2 separate regions of the Homo sapiens genome follow, and region 2 is linked to region 1. Evidence: chromatin loops called from intact Hi-C (ENCODE). Cell type or tissue: dorsolateral prefrontal cortex. All regions are shown on one strand. Links, peaks and the distances in the headings refer to the core of each region. The heading gives the core; the rest is flanking DNA.

Region 1 (15,439 bases), core at 4,231-12,230:
TCTCTCCTGCCTTCTCTACCTCACAGGAGATGGCTCCTGTCCTCCCCATCTCCCTCCCACCATAACCGCTCACCAAAAATTGACTTGTTTTCTCTGATGCTGCTTTATTGCATGTTAATACTTCATTACTGGACCTGATTCTGTTACACTCGCACAGAGCAAGCAGAGCAGAGGGTCCTGAGCATGCGGCATTAGATGGAGAAACTGCCTCCAGTCTCACTCATCGTGCTGAGATGGGTTGCATGGCACACCACTCTTAGCACAGACTGAGGCTGGCCAGGCCACCCATGCTGGGTGCTGACAGGCCTCAAGCCTGCAGTGAGGGCCAATCTCAGTCCTCATGATCTGCACTGGGGACAGAAGCCATCTGATTTTAAATTCCATAGGAATAAACCAATGGGTGGAGTCACCAAATATCCAGATGTTTTCTCCCAGCTTTCATATCTGCCATTTATTTTTAAAGATGTTTTAATGGACTAGGTACAATTTTCATACATAAGATTCACCCACTCAGTCTATTGTTCTATGAATTTTTAAAAACAGCTTATCTGAGGTATAATTGGCATATAACAAACTGCACATATTTCAACTGTATACTTTGGAAAGTTTCAACATTGACCATCAGTGCAATCAAGAGGGTGAGCATATCCATCACTCCCAAAAGTTTCCTTTTGCCCCTTTGTAATCCCAGTAGCTCAGCCCTCCTCCCCACCCCTGCTATCTCTTTTCTGTCATCATAGATTAGTTTATATTTTCTATTGTTTTATATCAATGAAGTCATACAGCATGGACTCTCTTGACTGCCTTCCTTCATTCAGCATAATTATTTTGAGGTTTACACATGTCTCTGGATGTACTGATAGCTTATTCCTTTTTATTGCTTAGTTGTGTTCCATTGTATGGATATAGCACAGTTTATCCATCCATGTTGAGCTGTTTCCAGTTTTGAGCTATTTAAATAAAGCAGCTATGAACATTTGTGTATAAGGCTTCGTACGGATGTATGCTTTCCTTTTCTCTTGGGTAGATACCTGGGAGTGGAATGGTTACATCATGTGGTAGTGTACGTTTAGTGTTTTAAGAAGTTGCCAAACTCTTTTCCAAAGTGGTTGTGCCATTTTGTGCTGCCATCAGCAGTGTATGAGAGTTTTGGTTCTTCTACATCCTCACCAACACCTGGTGTGGTCAGTATTTTTAATTTTAATTTTAGTCATTATAATGTGTATGCAGTGGTATCTCATTGTGTTTTAAATTTGCATTTTCCTGAAGACTAACAATATTGAACATCTTTCCTGTGGTTATTGGCCACTCGTATATTTTTTGGTGAAGTATCTGTTCATATATTTTGCATACATTATATTTGGGTCATTTTCATATTATTGCATTATGAGGTTTCTTTATATATTCTGGCTGGCTATAAGTTTTTTTTAAAATCAGATATGTGCTTTGCAAATATTTTATCTCAGTCTGTGTCATCTTTTCTCTCTCATCTTTGTTGGAAGTCATTTTCCATATATGTGTTGGTCTATTTCTAGACCATCTGTTCAGTTCCATTGATCCATTTGTCTATTTTTACACCAATACCACACTGCTTTGATTACTATAGCTTTATAATAATAAGGCTTAAAATCAGATAGTGCTAGTTACCCCTTCATCTTTGTGATTTTTCATAGTTGTTTGGTTATTCTAGACCTTCTGCATTTCCATATGAATTTTAAAATCAGTTTGCCTATTTCTACAAAGAAAAGTGTTTGCTTCATGTATTTATTTGAAAGCTCTGTTAATAGGTGCATGAACATTTAGGATTGTTATGCACCCTTGAAGACTTGACCTCTTTGCTGTTTTGAAAAGCCCTTTCTAATCCCTAGTGATAGCCTTTGCGCTGAAATTTATTTTGCCTGATATTAATATAGACAGTCCAGTGTCCTTTTGACTGTGTTAGTATCGTATAGTTGGTCCTTTGTATTCTCAGGTTCTGCACATGCAAATTGAAAATATTGGAAAATAAAAATAAAAAATATAACAAAAATAATGCAAATGAAAAATACAGTATCAACTATTTACATAGCATTTATATTGTATTGGTTTTTATAAGTAATCTAGAGATGATTTAAAGCATATGGAGGGATGTGGATAGGTTATATGCAAATATCATACCATTTTATATAAGGGACATGAGCATCTGAGGATTTGGGTATCTGTGGGGCAGGAGGAGGTGTGTCCTAGAATCAATCCCCTACAGTTACTGAGGGACAGCTGCATATCTTTTTCTGTTCCTTTACTCTTAACCTATTTGTGTCTTTATATTTACAGTGGATTTCTCATAAGCAGCAGATAGATGGGTCTTGCTCTTTTATTCAGCCTGACTTAATTGGCATATTCAACCAATTTGCTGTTGATGCCTTGCTGTGCTTCGGTTTAACCTCTTGATACTTTGCTGTGCTTCGGTTTAACCTCTTGATACTTTGCTGTGCTTCGGTTTAACCTCTTGAGACCTTGCTGTGCTTCGGTTTAACCTCTTGAGACCTTGCTGTGCTTCGGTTTAACCTCTTGATACCTTGCTGTGCTTCGGTTTAACCTCTTGATACCTTGCTGTGCTTCGGTTTGACCTCTTGATACCTTGCTGTGCTTCGGTTTGACCTCTTGATACCTTGCTGTGCTTCGGTTTGACCTCTTGATACCTTGCTGTGCTTCGGTTTGACCTCTTGATACCTTGCTGTGCTTCGGTTTAACCTCTTGATACCTTGCTGTGCTTCGGTTTAACCTCTTGATACCTTGCTGTGCTTCGGTTTAACCTCTTGATACTTTGCTGTGCTTCGGTTTAACCTCTTGAGACCTTGCTGTGCTTCGGTTTAACCTCTTGATACCTTGCTGTGCTTCGGTTTAACCTCTTGATACCTTGCTGTGCTTCGGTTTAACCTCTTGATACCTTGCTGTGCTTCGGTTTAACCTCTTGATACCTTGCTGTGCTTCGGTTTAACCTCTTGATACCTTGCTGTGCTTCGGTTTAACCTCTTGATACCTTGCTGTGCTTCGGTTTAACCTCTTGATACCTTGCTGTGCTTCGGTTTAACCTCTTGTTGTTTTCTGTTAGTCCCATGTAGCTTTGTTCCCTTTTCCCTCTTTTTCTGCCTCCTTTTGGATTAACTGAGTATTTTTAAGGATTCAGTTTCATCTCTTCTGTTGACTTATTAGCTAAAATCCATTGTTTTGTTATTTTAACAGTTGCTGTAGGGCTCATAGTATACATCCTTTTTTTATTATACTTTAAGTTTTAGGGTACATGTGCACAACGTGCAGGTTAGTTACATATGTATACATGTGCCATGTTGGTGTGCTGCACCCAGTAACTCGTCATTTAACATGAGGTATATCTCCAAATGCTCTCCCTCCCCCCGCCCCCACCCCACAACAGGCCTTAATCATCGCAGTTTGTCTTCAGTTGTTACTAAACCCCTTCACATATAGTACGGGAACTTCACAATAGCACACTTAGATCACTCCCTTCCTGGCCTTTATGCCGTTGCTGCCATACATGCTAATTGTGCATTTGTTCTAAACCTCACAATACATTGTTACTATTTTTGTTTAGGCAGTCAATGATCTTTTCAATGAAAATCATATATACTTAACCATGTCAGTACCATTTCTGGTACCCTTGATTCCTTTATGTAGATCCACACTTCTATCTCATATTATTTTCCTTCTGCCTAAAGGACTTCCTTTAACATGTCTTGCAGTGCAAGTCTGCTAGGATTAAAATCTTTTAGCTTTTCTATGTCTGAAGAGAAGTCTTTATTTTTCACTTTTATTTCCGAAGGATATTTTTACTTAGTATAGAATTCTCAGGTGATAGTTTTTCCTTCCATGACTGTAAAGCTATGATTCCACTGTCTTCTTGCTTGTGTTGTTTCTAATAAGAAACCTGCTGTCCCTCTTGTCTGTTCCACTGTACCTAAATGTGTCTTTATGCCCTGGCTACTTCTAACATTTTCTCTTGATCACTGCTTTGAGGAATTTGATTATGATGTGCCTTGGTATAATTCTTTTTTCATGTTTCTAGTGCTTGGCATTCCTTGAGCTTCTGGAACCTGTGGGTTTATATTTTTAAAATTAAAATTGATAAATTTCTGGCTATTATTTATAATTTTTTTTTTGCTTCTCCCCCCATTCCTGTGAGAACTCTAATTACACATGTATTAGGCTGCTTGACATTGTCGAACAGATCACTGGCACTTTCATTTTATTTAATTCTTTTTTTTCTATGTCCTTCATTTTGGATAGTTCCTATACTATGTGTTTATGAATCTTCTCTTTTTTTGCCATACATAATTTGCCTGCCTTCTTCCCTCCCTCATTCCTTATCTTCCTTCCTTTAGAAGAACCTAGGGGGATTTACCTAATTTTATAATGATTATTATTTCAGAACCAATCCAGAGCTTCTGTTCCCAAAGCCAAACTACCGATTGGAGATTCTGGAGGGAGGGAACACAGGGGGTGACATTCCTGGAATTTGGGGGACTTCGCAGGACTTGACATTTTAGAGGCTGGATTAGGGTACATCCAATTTCTCCTGCTTCCTCCCTCTTCTTCTTTCCTATCCCCAAAGTAAGGAGAGTCCTGTGAGCCCAAAGGCACTAGACAGCCCTAGCACACTCTTGGCAGACAGGGCTGAACGCCCGGATTTCCCTCTCAATAGGGAAGACTTAGGGAGCCTCTCACAGGAGTGAGACAGGAACAGCAGCTTTATGGAAACTGAGTTCCAAGTCAACACCCGGAAGAAAACTCAGGCTCCCCTGTAGGCCTGGAAAGCTTTGTCTGAGACAATGACCTTAGGAGGAGGTCACCAAAACCACTCCTTCCCTCACAGCTCATGGGATCAGAGTCAGCTGTGCCTGCTGAATGAGTGGTCAGGTACAGCGCACCCGCCTCCTGCCAGAGAAAAGGAGACCTGCAGTCTGGCTGCGGCAGGTCTCAGCAGAATCTTTAGCTTTCTTCAGGCTTGATCAGCCACCTCAAGACCTGTGCTCATTTAAAGAACAGAGAGTACATGTAAGTTAGGAATGTTCTCGACTTCAAGTAACAGGATACTTAAGGACTCTGAATTGGTTCAGCAGCTCAAGATGCCACTGAGAACCAAGGCTCTTTCTCTCTTTCCACTTCCTTATACTAAGTCTGTTGGCTTTTCATATTCAAGCTGATTTCCTTATGGTTGCAAGATGGTTGTCAATGGGGCTCCAGGCATCACACCCCCATTCAAGGCAGGTGGAACCAGGAAGGAGTGGAGCCAATAACACTCTGGCCCTTTTTTTTTTTTTTACATAAAACAGAGGCTTTCCCAGAAGTCCCTAGCATAGTACTTCTTGAATTTAATCTACACAAGGATCCCCTGGGAATCTTGTTAAAATATAGGTTTGGATGTAGTAGATCTTGGGTAGAGCCTGAAATTCCACATTTTGATCAAGCTGCCAGAGTGTGTCAGTGTGGCTGGAAACTGCATTTTGAGTAGCAAGGTGCAAGGCTACTTCTCCTTACTCTTAGTGACACAATCCAATTAACTAGCTACAACTGGCTGCAAGGGAGGCTGACAAAGTATCTTACCTTTTTCAGGGGAGACTTTGGGTAGCAAACCAATATCAGTCACAGAATTCTACTGAAAATGCAGGGTATGGAAGCATCTGAAGTCACAAGGTTGGGCTGGACAAATTAGAGCCTTCACCTCCATGAGGGAAGACCATGGACCCCTTACTCTATATCCACACTCAGCCTGCAGGGACAGGGCATTATTGCCACGAGCCAGTCTGTCCTGTATACTCACTGGATTAGGGATTCCACTTTCAGAATTTTATCACCTTAGCACCCAGCACAGTGCCCGGTACACAGCAGGTACCCAATACGTGTCTATTACACTGAAATGTTTATTGGCACATGGTCTAAAGACAGTGCCAGGGAATCCTGTGAAAATGCAGTGCTGATTCGGGAGATCCAGGATGGGGATCCAAGATGATGCATTTGGAACAAGCTCCCAGAGGATGCTGCCGTCTGGTCCGAATCCTGGGCCCCACTTTCAATAGAAAGGGCCTAGGACATGCAGAGTAAAGTCCTTCCTCCTGAGTTAGCAGCAGCTACTTGTGCTTCATTCATGCAGGCATGAAGCTGCTTGCAAGGATGTTAGCAGATATTAGATATGGCTGGTGGGGAGGAGTAAGGAGGGCCTTGGCTATGCCTTTTTCCAAGATCCGGGAGCTGGATGCTCAGAGATCTCATCCCTGGCTTCCTTGTCCACTGAAAACAAAACAGCAGTATACCCGGGTGAGGAGAGAGACCAGCCAAGCACGTCTTTCAACAACTCTTAACTTGCTTGGCTCCAGCCACGAAACAGGAACCCGCCATCCCCCTAGCTCGTCCCTGGCCCTCAGGAAGTGCTGAGGCTCTGCCGGGCTGCATGAGTGAGGGGCCGATGTCTTTCAGATGTTGGGGCTTCAGCGGGGGAGTGGGGTAAGCTGGGGAGAGGGAGCATTTTTTTGTGAATATTTTACCCACGGAAAAAGCTGAATTCTCTAGAACAGACCTCTAGATTTTTTTTTTTTTTTTTGGTAGTGGGAAGTGAGTTACTGGAATTTCTTCTGAATTCGAAGCCAAACAAAGTTTCTTGCGGTTTTAGTTACACAAGCGGCTGCTGCCAAGATGGAATGAATGAGAAGAGCCACTGAAAGGAAGAGACAGTGAGGGGCTGGGGGAGGAGGGTGCAGAACAGGACCCAGGCGCAGCACAGAACAGCCCTCCAGGCGGGCATACTGCCCGCTTCTATGCTGTCAACTCTTTAGGGAGAGAGCTCACTGTTCTGTCTGCCTCCCAGGATCAGAATTAAAAAGAAAAAAGGTCTGTGAAAGTGAGGCATACACTGGCAGACACGCACACATGTAAATGATTATCATTGCTTTGTAATTTACCATAATTCCGGCCTGTGCACTCTATGGGGTCCTGCTTTGTTCAGTTTCCTGACTGAGTGGCAGTTGGACGAGACACTTCTGCCCCTAAGCTGCAGGCAGGCGGCTCTCATTTCAGCCTTGTTCCAGTGTGAGTCTGCAGGGAAGGGATGCCCGCTGCTCCAAGGGGAAGCAAGGATAATTAACTTCTACCAGTGATCCCCAAACTTCATTTTCCTTAGAGCCTGAAGCCTCCTCCTTGTTACCTTCCTGGTAGCCACAGAATGGGCCAGGGCCATGTGTCTCCTTTCATTTCTCCAGCCTGCCCTCTGGTGGGCGATGCCCTTCAGTGAGCGGGGCCTGGGGTAGGGCCGTTCTGCAGATCCTGGGTTGGCTTCCAGTGGTGCCTGGCATCTCTCCTGCTCTCTGGGAGGAGGGACGGGCCGCTAAGTGCTGACGGCAGCCTGTCACTCACACCTTGCTCCCTCTGTAGAAACACTCTGTTTCTCTCCATTCCATCCCTGCGTGTTACCTAGCAGGAATTTCCTCTTCCTTGGGTCAAGCGGGTGGGAAGGGCTCATGATTGCTGACTGAACTCAACCCTTTACACTGGGCATTCAATGTCATCACATTGATAACTTGAAATGGGCAGTAGTGGGAACATTTACACCACAAAAACTGGCATATGCTACACCCAGAGCTTTCCTTCCCCCTCTCCTAAAAGCCAGTTGCTAAAACATTTAACAACATACCACTGGCTGGAACCACTTGTGAAGGTGACGTAGGGCTGCAGGGAGAGCCCAGGTAGTGGAGGAAATGGCAGCCTTCCTTCCTTGCCCATAGCCTGTGCCGGCTACAACTCAGGAGCTTTTGGAACTTAGGAGCTCTGTTCTTAAACTCTCCTTAAACACCTCCTCATCCCAGACGGGTTGACTTTCAATGAGAGGACTCTGCTGTGCCGCAGAGCTGGAATCACTCAAAGCAGAGTGATGGACGAGACTTACTTTCGACGTTCCTAGGCTCCCTTCCACCGTTCCCTGGTCTCCAAACCCCATGTTCTTATCTGACGGTATTTCTACTCTTTTTCTCAACCTGTTGCTAACGTGCTCATTCGAGAGAGGCTGGTGCGCACCTACCCAGCGGCTTTTTGGGCGGCAGTGGAAGGGAGTGTTTTATTAGGAATTTACGTTATATGTGCAAGGAATACCACATGGATGGTAAAGTTCAGCCGTTTTCCACTGAAGATAGGGATTCTTCAAACTGCACAGCTTTTCAGGCCATTTCGTTTAGGCGAGCCCTCATGTTATAGTCAGGGAGTTTGAGGCCCAGGGACATTTCCCAGGGGATGAACTCTAACTAAAAATGAAGGTCTCCTAGTCCTGTCGCCTGTTTTCTTCACTCAGCTGTTTAAAGGGATGTTGCCTCGTGTGAATTATGGATGACTGCCAGAGTTATTAGAATGAACAGAGTTACCAAGAGCTAAATACTCGTCATTTATACCTGGCCGGTTCTGTTTTCAGTTGTCCTTTTTCTTTGCAAAGAGCTTTGAAACAAGACTGGCCTGCTTGACCTTCCATTTAGAGTTAATGTCAAAGCTTGCTGAGGCCTGGGAAACAGGTTTGGTTGTTTGCATTAAAAGGGAGTAGGAAGCAAGAACCTTAATTATCCTAGGCTCTGGCCTATTTAATAAGGAATTTGAGAAGATGTCTTAGTGGCTAGTATTCCTAGAACATAATACTTGAAAGTGGAGCGAGCGGGTGAAAATATGCCTTAGGCAGGAAGCCAGATAGGAAGGGCCAGTGTCTACAGGCTCTGCACAGTAAGGACCCTGTGGGAAGATGTCACAGGTAACAGGGCCTGATGGCCCAGCACCCAGCTGCTTTGCAGTAGTTCTGGCTTCGGGGCTTCTCTGGGTGGCTGAAGAACAGGTCTGTGAGGTTCATTCGGGGGCTCTTGTTGATCAAGTGTGGATGGTGTGCCGGACACAGGGCTGGGGCTGCAGAGTGGAGGAGGCGCAGTCCCTCCCCCGAGAGCACTGTGGCCAGTGGAAGGAGACAAACAAGAAACAATGACAGGACCCAGGCTCAGGCTGTCATGAGCAGCCCTCCTCTGGAGAGTGGGAAATGTGCGTTGGGAACTCATGCTTACAACTTTTATGTTTTTTCTTACTGAGCAATGCTCATAACAGGAGAAAGGATTTCTTCACTGTCCCAAAAGAATGTGCCTCAGGACTGAAATTGGTAGTGGCCCTCCCTTACTCATGTGCCCCAAGCACATTGGAACGCCAGAGGAATTTTAAGCAGATTTTTATTCTTGTTTTCTGGAGGCAAAATCTAAAGTGAAGGGTGTGTGTGGAGAGGTCATGCAAGAAATTTGGAAGCTGTGTGCCTTGTCTGGCTGACTGTCCCAATTACCCCGGGCCCAGAGGTGGGAGGTCCCACAGGGGCCTGCCCCCAGTTGACAGAGGGCTCTTTACCGTTAGGACCCCTTCTGGGTTTCTCAAATTATGGCTTTTCCTCCTTCATGGTCTCCTGGTACTTTTAACCCCTTCTCTCCATTTTTCCCAAGGAATATTCTAGAGGAAGGGTTTCTGGGAATGACCTTCCCAAGGGGAGGGATCGGGCAAGTATTGAGTCATTCCTGCTCGTCTGGATTGTGATTGCGACCCGTGCCTCATGGAGTGTCGCTGGATACGCGATCAGTGTCCCTTGAGGCAGTGCTGCACATGGTGCAGTTCCAGAGAAATGAGGGAATGAGAATGAACGTGGCTGCTCGTGTGTTCCGTGGCTGTTTAGGAAGGTTGGGTCAGTGGAGATCAGGGCCCGAAGAGCAGTTTCAGCCTGCGTGGTCTTGATGTGGTCTTGGCTGATGAGAAGCTCCCTCCAATTCTGTGATTCTGGGTAAAGCAGACCATGTGCCATCGGGAGTGCTCCTGTGATTCTTTAAGTTAGTAATTCTCATCCCTGGCCACACATAAGAATCATCTGGGATCATTTAACAAAAAACAATGCCAGGATCCTACAGTCTACTCCACGCCCTTCATTTTCAAACTTGAGTGGGCACCAGAATCACCTGGAGGATTTGTGTAAACACAGATTCCTGGGCTCCAGCTTCCGAGTTTCAGTGGCTCCAGGATGGAGCTTGAGAATTTGCATTTCTAACAAGCTCCCAGGTGACTCGCTGCTGCTGGCCTGGGACCACACTTTGGAAATCACGATTATGAACAGGAATCAGAATTTCTGAAGATGTGGCCTGGGCATCTGAATTTTTTCACATTCTCCAGGTGATTTTAACATATAGCTCTGGCTGAAAACGATTTCTGATCATTGATTTTTTTTTTTTTTTGCATCATCCAATAACTATTCATTGGTCAGACTGTGTGCTAGGCACTGAGTTAGAGTTGAAGACCCTCAAGAATTCCACTGACAACTGAATCATCAAAGGGAACCGAGCCCTGCCCAAGGACATACAGTTGTTTTCCTCTTCCTTGTCCTTTGGAGAAGCACAGCTGAAGCTTCCTGCCCACACCCCAGCCCCTCCTCCTTGAGCATGAATGTGCAGTAAGTATGAGAGCCTGTCATTTACCCTCCCTGGCCTCCCTCTCCAGCCAGCTTCTCTCTGAGGAGTGAGGATTTCTTGCTAAGTACATGATGATGGCCTGTTTACTTTGCTCTGGAGTTTGAGGCTCTTGCGCAGATTCTGCCTTCCTGGACAGTTCAGGAACCAATCAACCAGCTGGCCTTGGCAACCTAGAAAGCATGGTCAGTTGCCCTGAAATAGGTTGATTGCACCCCAGAAGTGCTTTTCCGCCTCTCCCCATCAAAGGTGTTTGCAACCCCATTTTCCCTCTGAGTCAGCTTGTCCATTAATGGGTTTGTGTTCCTTGATGGGGTCTGTTTTTCCAGGGTCTTGAGGAGTGGCCCTTTCCACCCAGTTTGGCTGCGGGGCTGAGAAGGTGCCCTTGCATTTTGTATTGTGTGTCCGTGGTGGGTCTGTGCCTCCCTTCTGTCTGTTTTCCCTCAGGACCACCCACCGCCCCATGCTTGTATCTACAACAGCTATGAGGAAGAACATACAGATTAATCACCCTGCTGCGGGATGCCAGCTACCCAGTGGCTCTGGCAGCCCCAGTCAATGGATCCTGCAGTGTAGCCTTCATCAGTAGAGCTGCCACTGCCAGCACCCAAAAGGTAGCACTAATATGCATGTGTGACCTGAAAATTACAATGTAAATGGTGGGGCAACACATGTATAGGAAGGTAAATTTTAATTAAAAGTCTGTTCTCCAACTCAGCCTGCCTTTAAAGATACAGAAATGCCAAGCTGTCAGGCTGCCGGTCGGGTTAAGAGGGTTCTCTCGTGCACTGTGGACCAAGCTGGGAGAACTAGGGCTTCATTGAAATCGGATGCCTTTGACTAATTATGCACCAAATGCATCCCATATGGGGAAGATATGCCCTCAGGTGGTTAGCAGAGCCAGCAGGAGCCAAGCTTCCTGAAAAATGCTGGGTCTTCTCTCCTGCAGTGTCAGGGGGTGCAGACAGTACAGAGGGAGGGTATGAGAGTCGAGGCACATGCCAAAAAGGAGCAGGTGGGAAAAAAGAGCCCATGGCCCAGCAGCAAATTGTGTGTCTTTGAGTGGATGTGGCTTTTGAGGCACTATGCCCAATAGTCATCCTGAATTTCCTTCACTGCCTGGGGAGGGGGTGGATGGAGGAGGGAAACTAGCCACCTCCAGAGGCAACCCTGCTGGACAAAACTCACTTTTAGAACCATCAGAAGCCCATTTTCCTGTGGAAATCTACGGGGAAGAGATAGAGAAGAGCTGCAGAGTCTATTAAATGTGTGCTTGCTGCCTGGTCTCCGGTATAGTCAGGAAATCAGATTTGTACAGTGGAAATTCATTCATGCCACAAATATTTATTGAGTGCCTACACTGTGCTGGTGGTACTAGGGACTGGGGATACAGCGGTGGGTGAGATAAAGGCACGACGCCCTCACCGAGACTTGTGTGCCACTGGAGAACATGGATTAAACCAGGCGTTACGTGATCAGTGTATCAGTGCCATATGGGCAATGATCCAAGCTGCCGATGGGTACACACCGGGGACACCTAGTTCTTAAGTGACTTTTTAGGATCCCAAGTGGTCAGAACAGCTTCCCTATTTTGCCATTTACATGTTCACATTCACTTAGCTCAAGTTACCCTTCTGATAAGAGGAAATTCGCGTCAAGTCACATAGAATCACTGAATATTTGCACTTGGAGGATCACCTGGCCTAATTCTTCTGCTTTACACATGCAGATGCTGAAGGAGAGAAGTTAAAGAACCTGTCCAAAATCGCACAGCTAGTTAGTAATAAAGCTTGGGTGGAATTCTGCTTTTCTGACTCCCAGATTAGTATTTCTTTGACTTTACCTCCCCTTTGGAAAAATGAAGCGATTCAGGGGAAGTTCCTGGGCATTTATGGCCAAACTGCCCTCGCTCTGAAGATTCAATGTTTTAATTGGCCCGGCAGAGCTGGAGTCCACAGGTGGTAAGCATGGACAGGTGGAGAGCCAGCATCAGAGAGAGCCTCCTGGCCAGCGCCTGCCTTGCTTCACAGATGTCAAGGCAATTGGGGATTGGGGGCAGGGTATGATAAAGGGCATCAGGAAAGTGGCAGTGCTGGGGCACTGTCCTCTGGGCCTCCCTGGGCTCAGCTGGGCAGGGGCGTGTTTTCAGAGACAATGGTGTTGACTCCCTCTGGGCAGCCCTGCAGGGTGGCAGTCCCACAACAGAAATCTTGGAGCAGATATGTTGGAGGATATGTATAAGAATGAGGGATTAGTGCTGGTTGGGGGCAGAAAAAATGCCCTCTTGGGGAGAAAGAAATGATCTGTGACAAAGGACTTCCTTTCCTAACCAGGCAGACTCTGGAAGATGACCACGAGGCTGGGTGGGAAGGTGGCAGTGGAAACGTGATTAATTGTACTGTCCATGGACAGTGAGCCGAGGAGCTTGTACCTGGCTTTATTAGAGACATACACTCGGGGCTGCTCTACCCAGAATCCCTCCTGCTGCCTCCAGGGCTGCTCCACTCTGTGTCTTAGAGATGAGAAAAGGAGTCAAGGACTCCTACCAGCGTGGAATGGTAACCTCTGGAGGGGAGGTAGGTCTCCCAGGGATCTGAGACGTGTTCCAGGAATGGAATTCCCAGTATCCTTGGCAGTCATTTCAGGATCTTGGGGACCTAGGGATGCTGTCTGGACTGCTCTAAAATAGCCCTTCTGTGGCTTCCTCAAATGTATTGTCTGAATCAGCAGCTTCAAAGTGATATCAGGGGGTTTACAGCATGGATGTTGGAGCTATGTAGACTGGATTCAAATCCCCAGTTCTACCAATTCCAGCTCTGTGTGCAGGGCACTAGAACTTGCTGAGTCCTAGCTCCTTTGTAATATGAGGTGATGGTGAATATGTCGTAGGGTTGTTGCCTGGATTGAAAGTAGGTAAAGCACCTACTAGCGTGTCTGGCACCTGGGAGGTACTTAAATGGTAACCCTTATTACAACAAAACAATAAAAGGTCCTTCCTTTTAAGCCAGAAAAGTTATTTGGAAATGGAACAGTCTTTTAATGACGGGGACTTAAAATCCCAAACCACCAGCCAAAACAATCAAAATGGAACCCAGACGGATATTTGCTCAAGGGCCCCTGGCTTCTCAAGGGCCTACTCCGCCGCAGAATTTGCCTGCACCACCTACTGGTGGTTTCTTAGAACTACACACTCTCTTTCTCGACTGCTCTTTGGTGAGCAGGACACCAGGAGAGGCAGGGAGGAAAGGAAGGTAACTAGTAGTTTTGCAACTGTTTTAATTACTTCAAATTGAGATGTTTGTAAATAAGATGTTAGAGTCTGGAGCTTTTGTTCGGTCTTGTGTTTAGCGTAAATATAGTTTTATTGAAACTCGTCACAGAAGTACCCTGCAGTGGAGGGCGCAGGATTTGGCTGTGACGGAGCAGAGCTAGAGGCCACTTGCAAATGGCAGCGTTTGGAAGTGCCTGTTCTGGGTAGAGCATCCAGGCTGCTTTTGATTGGCTGTTTGTCCCTCCCACGAAGCAAGAAAGGTGAATGTAACCAGCCCACTGGAATCGGTCCTTTTGCCATTAACGTCACCTCTGTTTACTACGTGGGAAGAGTGATTCACATGCAGGAAGAAGACCTTTTCCAGAAATCCTCCATCAGCTAGAAGAAGAGAGAGATCCTAATTAGGGAGCCATGCCACATTTCATTCTGAGATTTTGTTTGGAAGCATTTTTCCAACTGAGAAGGTAGGAAAGGGTCGTTTAAGTTTCCCACTGTTCTGTTGGGCTTAATGACCTGCCCAGGTCTCAGGCTGCTCTGAGCTGAGCTGTCAGTGAGACCAGCAGGAGGACATCACTAGGACTGGAAATAGCGTGGAGTCAATTGACAGACAGCCATGAAGCACTACTAAGTGCCAGGCCTTGTGCTGGCTCCCGGGGAGGCAAAGAAACATAGAACATGACCTTGGTCCTTAAGAGGTTGAGAGTTTAGTAGACAAGAGAAGCCTGTGCTAAATCTGTGTACAATAGTGAGTGAAGCAAGTGCTGAGTCCTAGTGGACAGGTCCATCCTCTTGTGGAATATTGGAGAAGGAAGCATGCATGTGTTCAGTTAGACACAGTTTCTGACCTCCAAGGTGAAGGTTCAATTCCATGCACGTTTATTGTGTCCCATTTTGTATAAACAGAGCACGTTTGTTGATATTCTGAGGTATTTGGAGAAGGACACAGTTGAGTACCATTTTTCAGCCCTTTCACATTGTGCAGTACAGAGGTCAGGAGCACTGTTTCAGGAATCAGACAGCCCACGTTTGAAACCTCCAGGACTTACCACCTGTATGTCCTTGGTCAAGTTATCAAACCTCTCTACAGCTTCATGTATCCAATCAACAGACGTTTACTAAATACTGTACCGGCACTGGCAGGCAGGCTAGAGGGACTGAAGGGATGTGCAGAGGTTGGTGGAGAGGGTGAGCAGGGCAGAGACTGAGTGTGTCTAAGGAAAGCTGCCAGCTTTAGGCGGCCTGGGGAGCTTCTAGTTCTCAGCCAATCTCTTCCCTGAATGGGCAGCCTATGGGTGAAGGTCCAAGTGGGGATGTGGCTGTAGTGTCTCTTCCTGCCTTTCTCCCATGCCCTGCGGCACCAGGCCCACACTGGAGTGCTGGTGGGAGCCTGCATGCCTGGTTAAAGGGGCATGCCAGAGAGCTTTCCGTAATTGCGTCCTTTCTTTTTTTTTTTTTCTGGTGTATTTATGAGTTTTAAAAGCCCCTTGGCAACCCAGGAAATTCCATTTCCCTCTGCAGCTCATTTATACCTTCCTTGATATATGCCCAGGCACAAACACTTGTGTGTATTATTTGGTTGTTCACGGGGAATCTTGTAAAATCTGAGGCCTTAGTGGGTGCACTTCAGGCTTGAGGGCAGGAGAGGGAAAGGAGCAGAAGGTGA
Region 2 (15,439 bases), core at 6,404-14,403, 240 kb before region 1:
GAGGCCCCCTGGTCTAGCCCACTGGAAAACAGAGTCCTTCTTGGTGGATTTCGAGTGTATTGTTCTAGGCAACGTTGTAAAGCAGGTGAGGCTTCTCTTCGGGACCACCGACTCTATTTTCAATATTCTTTTCTCTCATTAAAGCTTCCTTTTCTCTGCATTTCCCTTCACTCCCTCCCAAAAGCACCCAGACAAAACCCTACTGACGAAGACTGTGCACTCAACATAGCCCAGGTCCCTGACATACTGGAGAAAAGAGACATGATTAAATAATTCCTATGAAGCTGTTAGTGACTTAGGATTTGCAGGGTTCTTTCTCATATGGATATTGCACTCTAAAATAGGGTACTTAATGAATCACTGTTTAACCTAAAGATTATATTTCCTTTCATAGAATTCGAGTCACGGTGGCACTCTGACAGAGATTGCAGATATCTGGGGATAGGGTGACTTTTATAATCACTAATAGGATGCTATGTGGGTGACTACTTAATCCGACTATGTAACAGACTGGACCCCCAAGCTTTGGGTGACCCCCAAAACTTCCCAGCTCAGTAAGCCCTCATTATTGCTCACAGACACTGAATTCTTAGTGCTGCTTCTCAGATACTTCTTTCTTATCTTTATTATTTTGCTATGTTTGGCCACTTAAGATACAGAGTCCAGTTTTCAAAATAAGGAATGGATTTTAGGAGAGTTTTTGATAAGTCAAAGAAACATAAAAGAAGAGAATTGTTGAGATATGATTCAGGAACTATTTCTGGAGATAGCTGAACCCATGCTTAATAGGGTGCTAGTTTTGCCGGGCAGCTTTGACATGTGACAACTGTTTCTCCTTTTAATTTCCAGTTATTGTAGAAATAAATCTGGCTTACATGGTATTTCTCCTTTTTATTGCTTGACCTGATGTTTTTTTCCCCATGCAAGTCACTTCCTAGCAATTCACTCCAATATTACAGCAACACCCTGACTGTCCTGTGCCCAGGTATGTTGACAGGTGAAATCCCTTAACATAAATTTTGTCAAAAAAAAAAGCCTGTAAAAGACAGATGCTGGGAAGTGGAAATTGATAAATCCAGGTGTTACAAATGGGACACTGTTAAATGCAAGGATTGCAAATGTTATATAAGTAAACACAATGTCCATAGGTAGGAAATTGCAAAAGACAGGTGCTGTGAATATTGGTCTATGAGGCCAACAGACAGCCCTTTGCAAATAACATGGGCCTTTTAATAGACAAATAAGAGCTGAAACTTTCATGCAGAGTTCCAATCCCCTGGTAGAGGATCTTTTTGGCTAAGTAACTCACTAAACAATGATGAGAGGACAAGTGTAACAACCTCCCTTTAAACTAATCTCCCTGGGTAACCTGCCAGGGAGTTTTTCCAGGAACATTAGCTACCAGCTCAAGAGCAGCCTTTCATGTAGATACTTTTATGAGATGATTGATAGAAGTAGGGCAGGTCTCTTGGTTTCAAAATTTCTCTTTTACCAGCCTGTAATATGCCTGAAATTGCACCATTAGCAATATATTTTTTGGATTAATTCTCTACCACCAACAGGATAGATAGAGCAATCATTCATTTATTCATCAGATGTTTATTAAGCACTTACTGTGAGCCAAGTACTATTCTTGGTAAAGGAAATTCAAAGGTAAGTACAACATCGTTCTTGCCCTTGAGATGTTGAGAGTCTAGTTGGGAATACAGGAGGTAAACAAATAACTACAGCAATATAACTAGTGCTTTGATAGAGATAGCGGTAGGCTCTATGGGAACACAGAGGAAGAAGAACTTGACCCGGGACTCTTGAGCTGAGTCTTAAAGGATGAGTAGGAGTTTGCACACAGATGCAAAGGATGGAGGTCTGCAGTTTGGGTGTGGGAGGGGAGAAGGAATAAGGGATGATTTTGGACCATTGGGCCATAGGGGTGAGCATCCCTGTGCCTGAGCTGGGATTACAGTTCTTGGGTTCCTGTGGGGCATCATGTCAGTGTTGGCTGCCTATATATGTAGAGAGAGTGCTTCTGGAGATGGGGATGGGGGTAGGATTTATGCAAAGAGGAGATGGAGGATGGCAGAGACCAATGCATCTACTTGGATGCCATGGAAAGCCTGACGGCACTAGATTTTTCTTTCAAGTCATCACCTCTTCATTCAACTTGCTTTCCCATCCAGGTACTTTTCTACCCAGCTGTGGCACACCCATGACTTCAGCAGGGAGAGAGTTAAGACTTTGAGGATGGACAGCAAAACTCCATCTATTTTTTTTTTGTTCGTTTGTTTCTGTTTTTAACATTCATGATTTGGGTATTGTAGAAACTATCAAAGATGGCTTAAATGAGGTCTTTGTGTGATAGGAAATGTTCTTAGCTCTGTGCTTCCCAAACTCTTTTAACATTGAACTGCTCTCTGCAGAACATCCATCTTGGTGAGCCTTCACTAAATGCATAGAAGTGACAGCAAATAATGTAGCTGATCTAACTACCTCCCCTATAGGATTTACTTTCAGAGTTTTAAGGGAAATTTTCAAGCAGAAAATGGTTACATGGATAAAATTGTTGAGATTTAATTAGACTTTTATAAGAAATGTGAGAGAATTTTGTTATCAAAGTCTAAGCGGTAGGCTGGGTGATGTGGAGATGTCGAATACCTTGACTTTCACTTCTGAAGAACTGGTTTTAAGCATCCTCTTTTCAAATAGACAATTAATTCTTACATAAGAGATGGTGACCAACTAGTCTCTTTTTCCAAAGAGGAATAAAAGACAAAAAGAAAATGGTTGGAATTGTGGTTAATGATATTCAGGTTGGACCAAGAAAGATTATTGGGTGCTTCAATGGATTGTCAAAGATGACAGAAAATTCCATCTTTGTGGTAATAAGTACCCTGCTATGTCTATACTTTTCCTTGACAAGCTTTTTCATACTAACATTTCACTTTGTACTCAGAATCCATTCCTTGAAAGTTCCTTGGTTTATGGTTGAGGGAACTGATACTCAAAGAACATTAAGAGACCTGGCTAAAGTTACACAGCCAAGTGGTAATAGATACAAGCTTTAAACTCAGAGTTCTTTCTAATACCTGACACTTTTGTCTTCTAGGCTGTAAATGAAAATACAGCAGAATCAGATCTGTCCAATAAATCCTGATTGAAGGCCAGAACTGAAAGTATTTCTTCTGAGGCTGAGAAAAATTCCATCTCAAACATTGAAAGGGTAGAAATAGGCAGTGAAGTCCTAGTGCCTGCTCTGTTTGGCCTTTCTGGGTTAAAAACATACTTAAAATTGAGTGACTCTGTTGTGGAATAAAATCCAAACAATCTGGGTTGAAAAAGACTGCTTAGGGGTGTGTGGGTCACAGTGATGCTAAGGGTATTCTTTTTTTTTTTTTTTTTTTTTTTTGAGACGGAGTCTTGCTGTTTCGCCCAGGCCAGAGTGCAGTGGCGCTGTCTTGGCTCACTGCAAGCTCTGCCTCCCAGGTTCATGCCATTCTCCCGCCTCAGCCTCCCGAGTAGCTGGGACTACAGGCGCTTGCCACCGCGTCCGGCTAATTTTTTGTATTTTTAGTAGAGACGGGGTTTCACCATGTTCGCCAGGATGGTCTCGATCTCCTGACCTCGTGATCTGCCCGCCTCGGCCTCCCAAAGTGCTGGGATTACAGGCATGAGCCACTGCGCCCGGCCCGCTAAGGGTATTCTTGATATCCGCTGGGATAATGTGACCACAGGACACCTTGCTTGCTTTCTCCAAGAATCTCAAGAAGACTACAAACCCCAAGAAGGGAGGCATCTTGTTCAAGATCATGTTGGGGATAGAAGACAGAGTGAGAATGAGAAAGCAGAGATGTTCATTTGTTTTATGAACATTTACTTATCTGCCAAGGTCTGTAGCCCTGGCCTTCCCTGTGAAGAGCAGCAGCCTGAACCAACGTTCAGTGGCCGGGGCTGCCGAGCCAGGACCTTACGGGGCTGCAGCCTGTGCTGACCCAGGGCCTCCACAGTGCTTTGCTTGCAGATCCCCCCAAAAGAGTTGTGAAAAAGTCTGTGCCTCATCATGCGTTTTCAAGTTGACATCCCAAAAGTTTCATGATAATTTTAAATGGTTGTAAATGATGCAATTTCTGGTGCTTTATAAATCTTGACAGTTTAACATAAAATTGTTGCATTACTCTTTTAAAGTTTCCAATAAAATATAAACACTGCAGCTATTTGATACCTTCTATTATGTATTCAAAGATATATAAAAGCCCTGTTTTTAACAGTCAAAGATTTTTCATCATTTCTTTTTCTCCTTGGATACATATTTACATTCCATTTCCTTCTTAAAATTTTACCCTAATACGATATATTTTTATGCTGGAAAGTCTTTTACTGATCACGCTACCATATTACTCTGCAACAAAAAGAGGCTTATAAATTAAAATTTAAAATTTAAAAATTTTATAAACATAAGGCTTTGTGTTATACGCTTCTTTTGGATTGAATTTTCATCACAGATACTATTAATGTACAACTGAGCAAAACAACATATTTACATTATGAGCTTTTCGAGGTAATTCTTAATATAAAATGTACCAGAAATAATATATTTTACATGATCGAAGGGATATGTTGTCCGATTCAAGAGGCTTTCTAGACACCTGTATTTCAAATGTCTCCTTGTCTGGGCACCAGTATTTCCTAGATTTCCTTGTTTGGTGTCCTGGGGGCATTCACACCACAGGGATATGGACCTGGAAGGATGCAGGGTGAATGACAGGTGTGCTTCTCTGCTGAAGTGTAGGATAAGGATGCCCCTTTGAGAGACAGGAGAAGCGGCAGGTGGGCTCCAGGCTCTGCCCCGGGTTGTCCTCCGGTGAACGTGAAGACTGAGCACATATGAAAGTTGAGGGTCTGGAAATGAATTCTATTAAATCATGACTTGTACACAAGTTTCAAGATGTCCTACACTACTCCAATCACTTTCGAAGGCCACTTGGGAAATTGTTAGCATGTTCTTGATTCATCCACATAAGAATAGTTTGCATAAGCTATTCAATATAAATACAAGCATAAATATGCCTGTACTTTGAGAAATATGCCTGTACTTTAAGAGGAAGACGTGTTTTGGGGTGTTTCATCTGGATAATCAGTTGCAATAGACACTGTCACCCGTTTATCTGGAACAAATAGAACTATTATGTGCTACATAAATTATAAATGATTGCAATATTACTTCATCGCAAGATCATTATGGTTACAGCCTGCCCTCCTATGAATTAGAATCATTGACTGATATTATGCTGATTGGAACAGAAGTCAATTCAATGCATCAGAACTTGGCAAATCCCTAACCACACATGGTTCACACACATGCGGTTGTTGATTTATTCCAGCCTGTTAGTCAAGATAGTTAACATACTATGGTAATATTTTCCACATTCCTGGAGCTTAATATAATACAAATCTATTTCTTGATCATACTATATCCAGAGGGGGCTAGTGAGAGGTTCTGGTTCACAAAGTCACTCAGGGACTCAGGGTTGATGGATGCTTCTCTATCTTGCAGCTGTACCATCTGGATAATGTGGCAGGAGAGGGGAGAGACAGAAGAATTGAAACAGGTCTTCCATCTCCTCAACCTGGAGGTGACACAGTCACTTCTGCTTACATTTCATTCGTCAGGACTAGTCCAATAGTTGTGTCCAAATGCAGAATGGCTGAGAAGCTCACTCTGCCATGTGCCCCAGAGGAGAAGAAAACAGAATATTCTTTTTTTTTTTTTTTTTTTTTTTTGAGACAGAGTCTCGCTCTGTCGCCCAGGCCGGACTGCGGACTGCAGTGGCGCAATCTCGGCTCACTGCAAGCTCCGCTTCCCGGGTTCACGCCATTCTCCTGCCTCAGCCTCCCCAGTAGCTGGGACTACAGGCGCCCGCCATTGCGCCCGGCTAATTTTTTGTATTTTTAGTAGAGACGGGGTTTCACCTTGTTAGCCAGGATGGTCTCGATCTCCTGACCTCATGATCCACCCGCCTCGGCCTCCCAAAGTGCTGGGATTACAGGCGTGAGCCACCGCGCCCGGCCAAAAACAGAATATTCTTGCTAACTAAACTATAGTAGAAGTTGATATGGGTGGCATTGGTCAATTGGTCATTGGTTAAAAAAATGATTACCAAGAGTTAGTGATTAATAATAAAATAATGGGGTTATATTCATCACAAAAAATCATTATGTAAGCAGGACCGAACATGACAAAGGCAGAAAATTTGAATCTGCTATGTAAAGAGGCAAAAATGTAAACCTTGGGAGATTGAAACTTACCTTCAAGTATGACTTTGACTGAAGGAAGACCTATCTAGCTGGCAGAGGTACTTCAGCTGGGTCATACGAATACATGACTGGAAGTGTCCTGCCATACTTGACAACTCTGCCCAGCTCTTGTTTCCACCAGGCTCCACTTGGCCACTAAGTGGAAGTCATTCGGCAAGTTCATGAGAGTCACTACTGAGAAGATATCCCTTTGGTTGCCCTCGTGACTTTGCCTATTTCTAGATGTATTATGGAGCAATGACCTCTCTAGCAGGGCGGTGGTGATTAGTTGTAACTTCCCCGCCCCCAGGTACTTGGAAAATGGCCGAATCAACAACTTAGAGTGAACTAGCCAAGTGTTAATTAGTTATATGGCATTGAGGTTTACCGTTCCAGGAATGTAAATATTTGGAATTATTCCTATCAGTGTTATCTATATTCTTTTAGATTTCAGGGATGGGACCGCTGCAGGTTGACCCAAGGGTATCCCTATAAAAGATCCTTGGAATCTACAATTACAAGAGTGCATCATCTTTAAAAAAGAGGTTTCAGGGAACAAATATCCCTTTTTGTCTATTGAGGTGGCCTGGTCCCAAATGTCATATCAAGGAAAGGGTTACCTGACCTGTGTAAGACTAGGAACCAGAAATGTTCCTGGCTGCATAACCCTAGTCTCGCATGACTTCTGATACTGTAGGAAAGCAAGCTGGAAATTAATGTGTGGAATTCTAAGAGAGATGCAAGCAAAGTGACCATTTGGGAAGGAATAATCCAGAATGCAAATACAAACTGAGCCGTCATTTATTATTCATCCTTGGGTGAGAGGGAGAAGAACCAGGGGTCAGAGAGAGAAGACATTACAGATTGAATGCCAGCTGAAATATGGAAGGAAAGGTGAGTTTGCCAAGAGTTATATTAGTAGGGGGACTGTGAATAGAATGAGGGTTGATGGCTGATTTCTGATGGCCAAATAAATGTGTTTACTCTTAGGACCGTGTTTTGAAAATGACAGAGAACTTAGAATGCATTCACAGAAGGGTAAAAAGAGAAGAGAGAACATTTATAAAGCTAATTAGAAGAGGAAGGTTCTGAAAGCCCTACTGAAAAGAACACTTTTCAGCTTCCTTTGAGAAGACATTTTCTATCTAGCTCCATTGAATACGTTTGAACTGGCCTGGAACAGTTAAGAAGGTAAAGGGGTTAGGGAGGTTGAGGATCAGAATGGTCTTTGGGGTTTAAAGCCAGGTCCACTTCTACCCAGCTGAGTTGGCTTGGCCAGGTTACTGAACCTCTCCAAGCATTCAATTTCTCTAATTAAATAGCCGAGGGTGATTGACTGAAAGGATTGTTTAAGTGTAAGACCAAGTTCTGTGGGAAGAAGCATCCTCCATAGTGCAGCACCTTCGTCACCACTCACTTAAGCTCTAACATATGGCAATAACTTCTGTATTATAAGTGAAGAAACTGAGCCTCAGTGAGAGAAAGAGGTTGCTAAAGTTTCAGGAATTAGCAAATGTTGGACTTGAGATTCAAGTGAAAATGGGTGAAGAAACATTCCTGTAGGTTAGGGTAGCGCAGTGGGTTGAATAGCAGCCGCTCAGAATGTAAGTCCATGTCCTAATCCCCAGAGAGTGTCAGTGTTAGCTTATCAGGAAAAAGGGTCTTTGCAGATGTAATTAACTTAAGAATTTTGAGATGAAGACATCGTCTGGGATTATCTGGGGAGCCCTAATTCCAATGACAGGTGTCCTTGTAAAAGCCAAGCAGAAGGAGATCTGACTGCCAGAAGATGAGGAGGCAAGGTGACCATGGAGACAGTGTGATGTGGCCACAAGTCAAGGAATGCTGCCAGCCAGCAGAAGTTGGAAAGGGACAAAGAAGGGGTTCTCCCTGAGAGCCACTGCAGGCAGCACACCCTGCTGGATTTTCAACTTCTGGCCTCAAAACTGTGAGAGAATAAATTGCTGTTGTTTTAAAACACCCAGCTAGTGGTAATTTGCTATGGCAAAAACTGAATACATGTGGGAACGGCTCGCACTTTGTGAAGGCCTTTGAGCACCTAAAAAAGTGGACACAATAGTGGATAGGTCTGAGCCTTGACTATGTGGTTCCTTCTGGGGGTCAGCAGGTCACCCAGATGAAACAAACTTTCTCAGGGCCTTAACAAGTAATGAAGGTACAGCTTTGGTGACTGAGCGCTTCCCTTGGTATCAACTTCTCTTTCCAAAGAGCCTCAGGAGATGAGGCCACACATTCCCATTTTGCAGATGAGCAAACAGAAGTCCAAGATAGTTACATAATTAGCATGCACCACTGGCTTGCTGAGGTAGAGGGCCATCATTTGAATTCACACATGGTAGATGAATTCTCCCACCGGGAGAGCCAGTCCCCAGGATCAGGCCATAAATAACCTCGCTGCGTTCTGTCTTTGGGGGCTAAGCATTGCTGAAAATCACAAGGCTAGTCATGTTAGTCATGTTACCACACCTTGTTATCCTAACAACTTAGGCTGCTGTAGAATAAGCTTGAATTCTCCTCACACTCCGAGTACTCTGGCTTCCCCTTGGGACGGACGCTGGGGCTGAGCTGCCAGGAGAGTTTTCCCTAAGTGTAGTGTATAACAGCCCAGTGGGTTAGGTGGGATCTGGTCCATCCTATGGCTTCTAGATAAACAGACAGGAGGAAAGATGGAGATGTGATGGAAGGGAGAACTCTGCCAGCAGAGGTTTTTAAATACTAACATAAGTTGTGAAGGCCTCAGCGTTATTATGGGTCTTCCAAAAGAAGGAGAAAGGCCATTCTGCACCCTCTTCAGCTTTGCTCTCTGAACCGTGGGTTGGGGGATTTCCCCCAAAGCCTTCTTCTCTCCTCCATTCTAGTTCTAGTGCCTGAAATGTTGCCCACAGTAGCGGCCAGTGCACGGCCTCTGGGTTTGTGTAGACTTGGGTTCAAATCCTGATTCTATAATTTGCTGACAAAGCAATCTTCCGCAAGAAAGTTAACCTCTTAGCTACTGTTTTGCACCTGTACAATGGTGGTAAGTCTCTTTGGCAGGGCTGTGGTGAATTCAGGGCACATAGTAGATACTCAACAAATCTTTTTCACAGGGGTGAAGGATGATAACAGCTAACATTAAATGAGCACACTGTGCACCCCACACACTTTACTTGGACTATTTCATTTCATTCTCACAACCACCCTATGGAGGTAGGTACCATTATTAGCTTCATATTGTAAAAACTGGGTGTTAAGAGGTAAAGCCAGGTGTCCACATGCCCATAGCTCATAGCAGGCAGAACCTGGCTCTGTGTCTGGCCTGTCTCCAAAGACCAGGCTCTTCGCTGTATTTAAAGTGCCTATCATAGCACCTGATACTCACCAGGCATATTAAATGATGATAATTAGTATGAATTCAACAAACATATATATTGAGGGCAACTATGTGCCAGGCACTATTTACCCATAAAAATATCTAAACAAGTAACCTGGTCACAGGTGGGAGCACTACACTGTTGCATCAGCCAGCTTTGGTCAGGGAAGTGGTACCACCGTGAGTGATGTGGAGGAAGGGATTGATTGCAGAGATTAGACCTTATCCAGTTGTGGAAGCTGGTGAAGAATCTCTAGAAGGCTGCTGCCTCTGCATCTGAGGATGGGTGTGAAGTTGCCGTAATGCCAAAAGGCCGGAGGAAAGCAGGACATGATGTGGGAGAGAGTGAGGCCAAAGTGGAGCCCACAAGGACAAATAAAACCCTTGTTTGCCTTTCACCACTTCCGATCTCGACCATGAAACATAAAGCTGGAATCTTGACTACAGAGCTGGACACGTACTTTGCCCAGGCCTCAGAGTAGCTGAAGGAGGAGATCTAGCAGGAGCTGGAGGAGCTGTGGGCTCCACCATCAGGGTGAGCCAGCAATTCGGTGACAATGAGCGCATGCTGCTGCTTCATGTCCACCTTCCAGAGGCTCCACAAATACCTGTTGTGGACAACCTTAACGCAGAACCACATAAGGAAGGCAATTCTGGGAAATAGGTTCCAGCTTAGTGAAGTTGACCTAATGCAAAACCACCACACTGATGTTCCCATCGCTGGCCTTTGAGAAGGAACGGTTGTGCGTGGCCCTATGTGGAGATAAAGAAGGTAAGGTGTCAGAAGGCACATTTAAGCTGGGCTTTCTGACTCCACTCTTCCTACTCTGGCTTGCTAATCAACTTTACCTGGTTTGAAATGCCCACCCTTATATACAGGCAATTATGTGGATTAGAAATTAAGGATGAAACATCTTCCCAAAAGGTCACTGTTAAGATTTACCCATCATCTTGGTGCTCCTAGCTCTCTACGACCAACACAGAGTGGCTGACACTTCAACCAGGCAGCTTGGATTGCAATGAGGACAATGCAATGCATTTGGGCTGGAAACACTGCACAGGTAATTTTTGCAGGTGGGTGGCAGCATTTAGTGCTGAGTGGCTGTTGTGGTGGGCAGAGGGAGAGAAATAGAAGGGACACCTTGCAGACTTGATGGGAGACTTATTCTGAAGAGATTGATTAGCAGTGTTGTCCCTGGCTAGGCAGTGGGGGGAGGGCTCTGTGTCAAGAGGTGTGTGTGTGCTAAGGGAAGAGGAAGAGCCTGCTTGGCAACCTGGCTTTTCAAGCCTTGGACCAGACAGGGAAGAAGAAGAAGAAGAAGAAACATTTACGTGTAATCCCACCTCCCAAAGACAGCTACTGTCAACACTTTTTTTCCCCACCTGCCCCAGATTGAGGATACTGTCAACATTTTGGTGTGAACCCTATTTAGTCTTTTCCCTAGTTCAAATATAAACCTGACTTTAAAAGGAAAATGAAATCATAGTGCCTGTAATATTTTCGTGACTTGTTTTTCTTTTAATGTAAATCATCTTTTTCCACGTTACTAATATTCTTCCTTAATATTGTTCATGTCTATGTAGAATTTAACTGTATGAATGCACTCTAGTTCATCTATGCGGTGGTTAAGAGCGTAGGCTCTGAAGACTGCTAGGGTTCAAATCCCAGGTCTTTCAACATCAACTGGCTGTGAAACATGGGCAAGTGAGTAAACGTTTCTGTGCTTTGGTTTCCTCACCGGTAAAATGTGGATAAAAGCAATTCCTTCACAGGGTTGTTTGGAGGAGCAAATGACTTTATGTATGTGAGGCACTTAGAATAATCTCTCAGTGTTATTATTTAACCAACATTTTTGTTGAATATTTAGTTCATTTCCAGGTTTTCACTCTTACAAATATACTGTAATTAACAAATTCAGTGCACTCTTAATTGCTTCCAAAGAAAATATCTGTGGTCACATTTAAAAATCTTTTCCAGAGTGAATCATGCACTCAACACAAATTGAGTGTCCATATGTACAAGGCATTATGTTATGCACAAAGAATAAACACAGTTCTCTTCTTGAAGACACCTAAAATGTAGTAAGGAAGAGGAGAGAAAAAGGCTCATGCAAATATAAGCAAAATACTATGCAGAAAGAGGGCACACATGAAGACCTATGGGAGATTCTTTAGCTGGAGAATCAAATCATTCAATGACAGAGAAATGCAGACTCCCTCCTCTGCTCCCACCACCTCCCAAATCCCCAAATCGGAATTCACAATGGTCTCCTTTTGTCATGTTGAGAATTTGTTACCTCGAAAGAGCACACCCAGGGCTGTGTTCCAAAGTTAAAAGCTGGGATATGGGCGTATACTGCAAGACCAAATATTTAGGAAATACCTTTTTCTGGAAAGGAAAGAACACATTTCACAGCTGAAAAGAGAAGTGAAAAATGAAACTAAAGAAGCGTGGAGGTAATATTTACTTGCTAGATTTATACAGTGCCTACCTTTAGAAAAGCTGGGCTATAAATCCTGCACGTGACCCCCTAACACACATACACTCTGTTCCCAGTGACTTGGCTCTTTGTGAATTATCTGCAGCATATTTTGCAATCATTTCACCCTGTTCATCTCCCTGCAGCCCTGCCCCCACCAGCTCACCCACACTTCACCCCTCAGAAGAATGAGTAAGATAATAGTAGAGACTGAGTTTGGTGTCAGATATGCCTGGGCTAAGTCCAGGCTCCACATTTACTCAGCTGGGTGACCCTGGACATTGTAATTCAAGTCTCGAAGTCTCAGTTTCCATATCTGTAAAATGGGGATAATCATGACGATAACACATAGCTTATTGGATCGCAGTGAGGATTAAATAAGATAAAGGCTGTAAAGGGCCTATCACAGTACCTGGCACAGAGCACTCAGTAGTGTTAGCTATTATTATTATTCCTGCACTTGTGTGTAAAGGGGATGCAAACCAATTTTACTATTCATTTAAACAAATTATCAGCTACAGCAGCCTCTGAAACACAGGCCTATAATGCATCCTAAAGTAAATGCGAAATATTTGAATTTGTGTCATTTCTAATTTTCTCTATTAAGTTGAAAATTGAGTATGAACACACCAGAATGGCAAAGAGGCCAGATTTCTCTTGTAACCAACAAAATTGAGATCGCTATTAACATTAGAATGAAGATGACCGAAACAGCTTAATACTTCTCCCAGGGGCACTTGCATTTTACACTGGGGCCAGAACCACTGGACAAAGGAAGGAAACAGGAGTGGTAAGGTTTCAGGTACCAAGGGACGGACAGATGCATTTTCATAGGGGGAATTGCAACACTCCTGAAAGTATCTCAGGCACTCACTCATTTATTCAATACATATTATGTACTTACTATCTGCCAGATACTGCTCTAGGCACTGGTGAACAAAATAGATGAGACACCTGCCTTCATGGGGGTTACATTTTAGTGGGGGGATACAGACAATAAGCAATAAAGTTAATGAATAAGTAAACTATATAGTATGTTAGACAGGATTTCAGTAAGAGTAAGGGGAGATAGGGAGCGCTGTGGGGGTCTGTCAGTACTGAATCAGGATGAGGTCCTGGTGAGCCTCACTGAACAGGTGAGATTTGCGGAAAGCCTTGAAGAAGCCGAGGGAGTTTGTGTTTCAGGCAGTGGGAATAGCTAGAGCAAAGGCCTTACAATGTGCGTGTGTGTTGAGGGGTCATTCCTGGAGTGTCTGGGGCCCAGCCAGGAGGCTAGTGTATCCCGAGTGAGGGGGACAGCAGTAGGAGATGATGTAAGGGGATTTGTACTCAGCCATTCCTGTAGGTCACCACAAGGACCATGGCTTTTACTAAGTGAAATGGGTAACCATGGATGGTTTTGAGCAGAGGAGTGCTGGGATGTGATGTTTTAAATGGGTTACTCCGACTGCTGTATTGAGAAAATACCAGAGGGGAGAGGGAAGGTAGACCAGGGGGATCAGCCACAGGAGAAACCTGGGTGAAGGATGCTGGTTCAGCCCCAGGTGGTGGCAGTGCAGGAAATGAGAAGTGGTCAGGTTCTGAATTCACCTGAAGGTAGGGTCAACAGGATCTCCTGATGGACTAGACGTGGAATGATGAGAGAAAGGAGTCAAGAGTGACTCCAGGATTTTGAACTGAGCAACTAGAAGTATGGGATGGTCATCGACTGCGATGGGGAAGGCTGTGTGAGGAGGAGCAGGCTTTGAAGAGATCAGGAATCCAGTGTTTGGATGTATTAGGCTTGAAATGTCTATCAGACGGAGTCAGCTGTAGTCTGGAATTCAGGAGAGAGGTCTGGGCTGGAGATAGACATTTGATATAGACAGCTGCTGAAAGCCACGGGAATGGTTAGGGTCACCCAGGGAATGAGGGTGGATGTGGAGGCGAGGAGGTCTTATGTGGAGGCAGGTAGAGGTTTTCCCCAAGAGGGAGTTGTAGGCCCCCCTGAAAGGGATCACGAAGCCCCACTGGAGGGGAGCCCGGTCCTGCAGGGGGTGCCGTGGAACTTGCTGTGGTTGCAGGGAGTGATGGAGGGAAGTGTTTGCTTCTCCGGGAAGGAGAGGTGCTGGATAGATTCCTGCCGGAGTTGCAGAAATAATTAAGAGAAGTAGGTAAGGATATCCTAGTAGAACACGTGCTCGGCTGCCTCCAAGGAATTATTAAACCTGGGTCTAGGAATCTGTTCAGACATCTGGGCACCGCTGCCTCGCCTACCAGGCTCCGCCTCGCTGCCCCTCCCGCTTCCCCTCCCCTCCTCTATCTGTCACTTCTACAACCGCTCTGATTATAATTGATCAAACAGAATCACGGAATCACGGCTCATCTTGCCGTTTTGTTCAGTGGCCCGATCCGAAACGAGACTCTGGTAGTCGGGCAAATTGTATTCCTCCTCCTTGGAATTCCGCTCACAGAGGCCTTCCCGGCGTGGCCGGCCCAGCAGGGACGCGCCGCCGCAGCGGAGGAGAGAACGCGGGCGGGGGGCTGCAGGCCGGCGCGGGGGGCGCGACGCCGCCGGCGGGGCGCGAGGGGGTGTGTCCGCGCCGCGGCCACCGCGGCCACCGCGGCTGGCGCCCGGGTGCGCCGCGCGCCCCGGCCTCCCCGGGGGCTCCTCACGCCGCCCCTCGCCCGCCGGCGGCCGGGGCCCGCTCCCTTTGACGTCATGCGGGCGGAGGGCTCGCTCGGGCGGCGCTGCCGCGGGCGCCGGGAGGGGGCCCGACTTCGGGCTCCAGTCCGCCGCCGTGCGCCCCGCGCCGTGCGCCCGGCTCCCTGCGCGCCGCCGCAGCCACATCTGGAAGCGTTCAGCGCGTCTGCCTCCGGCGCGCCGGGCGGGCGGGCGGGCGGCGCGGGCAGGGGCGGGCGCGGGCGCGGCGGGGCTGGGCCGGGGGGAGTGAGCGCGGCGCTCTCGCGCGCCCGGTGTCTCCCTCTCGCTGCCTCTGCAGAAACAGCTCCTGCCAGAGCGGCGCTCGGCGCGGCGCGGCGGGCCCGGAGCGGCGGCGGCGGCTCTTCCTGCCTCCGCGCCCAGGAGTTGCCGGCTCCCTTTGACAGCAGAGAGCCGGGCAGGGGCCTCAGGAGGACTCGCTGGGAGTGGGCAGAGGCGCCTCGGCCCCTGCCGGCCCAGGCGGGCCCCGCGCGCCCCCCGCCCCTCCTCTCCGCCTCTTCTCGCCCTGCCTCTCCCGATTTATTTTTTCAAATGGTGTAGCCGCCGGAGGTGCGGTGCTCAGTTCTTGGAAGGGGCCCGGATGTACTGAGGATGCGTTAC

The links. A loop is a pair of places that touch in the nucleus more often than their neighbours do. Peaks named below come from ENCODE experiments on the same cell type or tissue, not always from the same donor. Only the 100,000 strongest peaks of a DNase experiment are listed, where the experiment ranks them.
Region 2: a loop joins it to region 1, with 4 times the contacts of the local background. A loop is called at or near these places in 73 of 110 quality-filtered maps.

The regions. Positions count from the first base shown.
Region 1 is chr12:2,277,716-2,293,154 of GRCh38, forward strand. All of the region lies in intron 3 of CACNA1C (calcium voltage-gated channel subunit alpha1 C), which reads left to right. It overlaps CACNA1C-IT3 (CACNA1C intronic transcript 3), which reads left to right. Exons shown (of 3, transcript NR_046769.1): 2 at 10,304-10,489; 3 at 10,953-11,030. Among named protein-coding and RNA genes, the nearest start is that of CACNA1C-IT3, 16 kb to the left of the region's middle. In dorsolateral prefrontal cortex, for the core only: CTCF peaks have their summits at 7,245 (motif pointing left) and 7,448; a DNase peak (open chromatin) is centred at 7,266; H3K27ac peaks cover 3,382 bases.
Region 2 is chr12:2,037,892-2,053,330 of GRCh38, forward strand. CACNA1C-IT2 (CACNA1C intronic transcript 2) reads left to right here and starts at 10,461. Exons shown (of 2, transcript NR_046768.1): 1 at 10,461-10,719; 2 at 11,243-11,572. It overlaps CACNA1C (calcium voltage-gated channel subunit alpha1 C), which reads left to right and starts at 15,096. Exons shown (of 47, transcript NM_000719.7): 1 at 15,096-15,439. RefSeq lists an enhancer at 11,693-12,194. In dorsolateral prefrontal cortex, for the core only: a CTCF peak has its summit at 14,173 (motif pointing right); a DNase peak (open chromatin) is centred at 14,171; H3K4me3 peaks cover 478 bases; H3K27ac peaks cover 419 bases.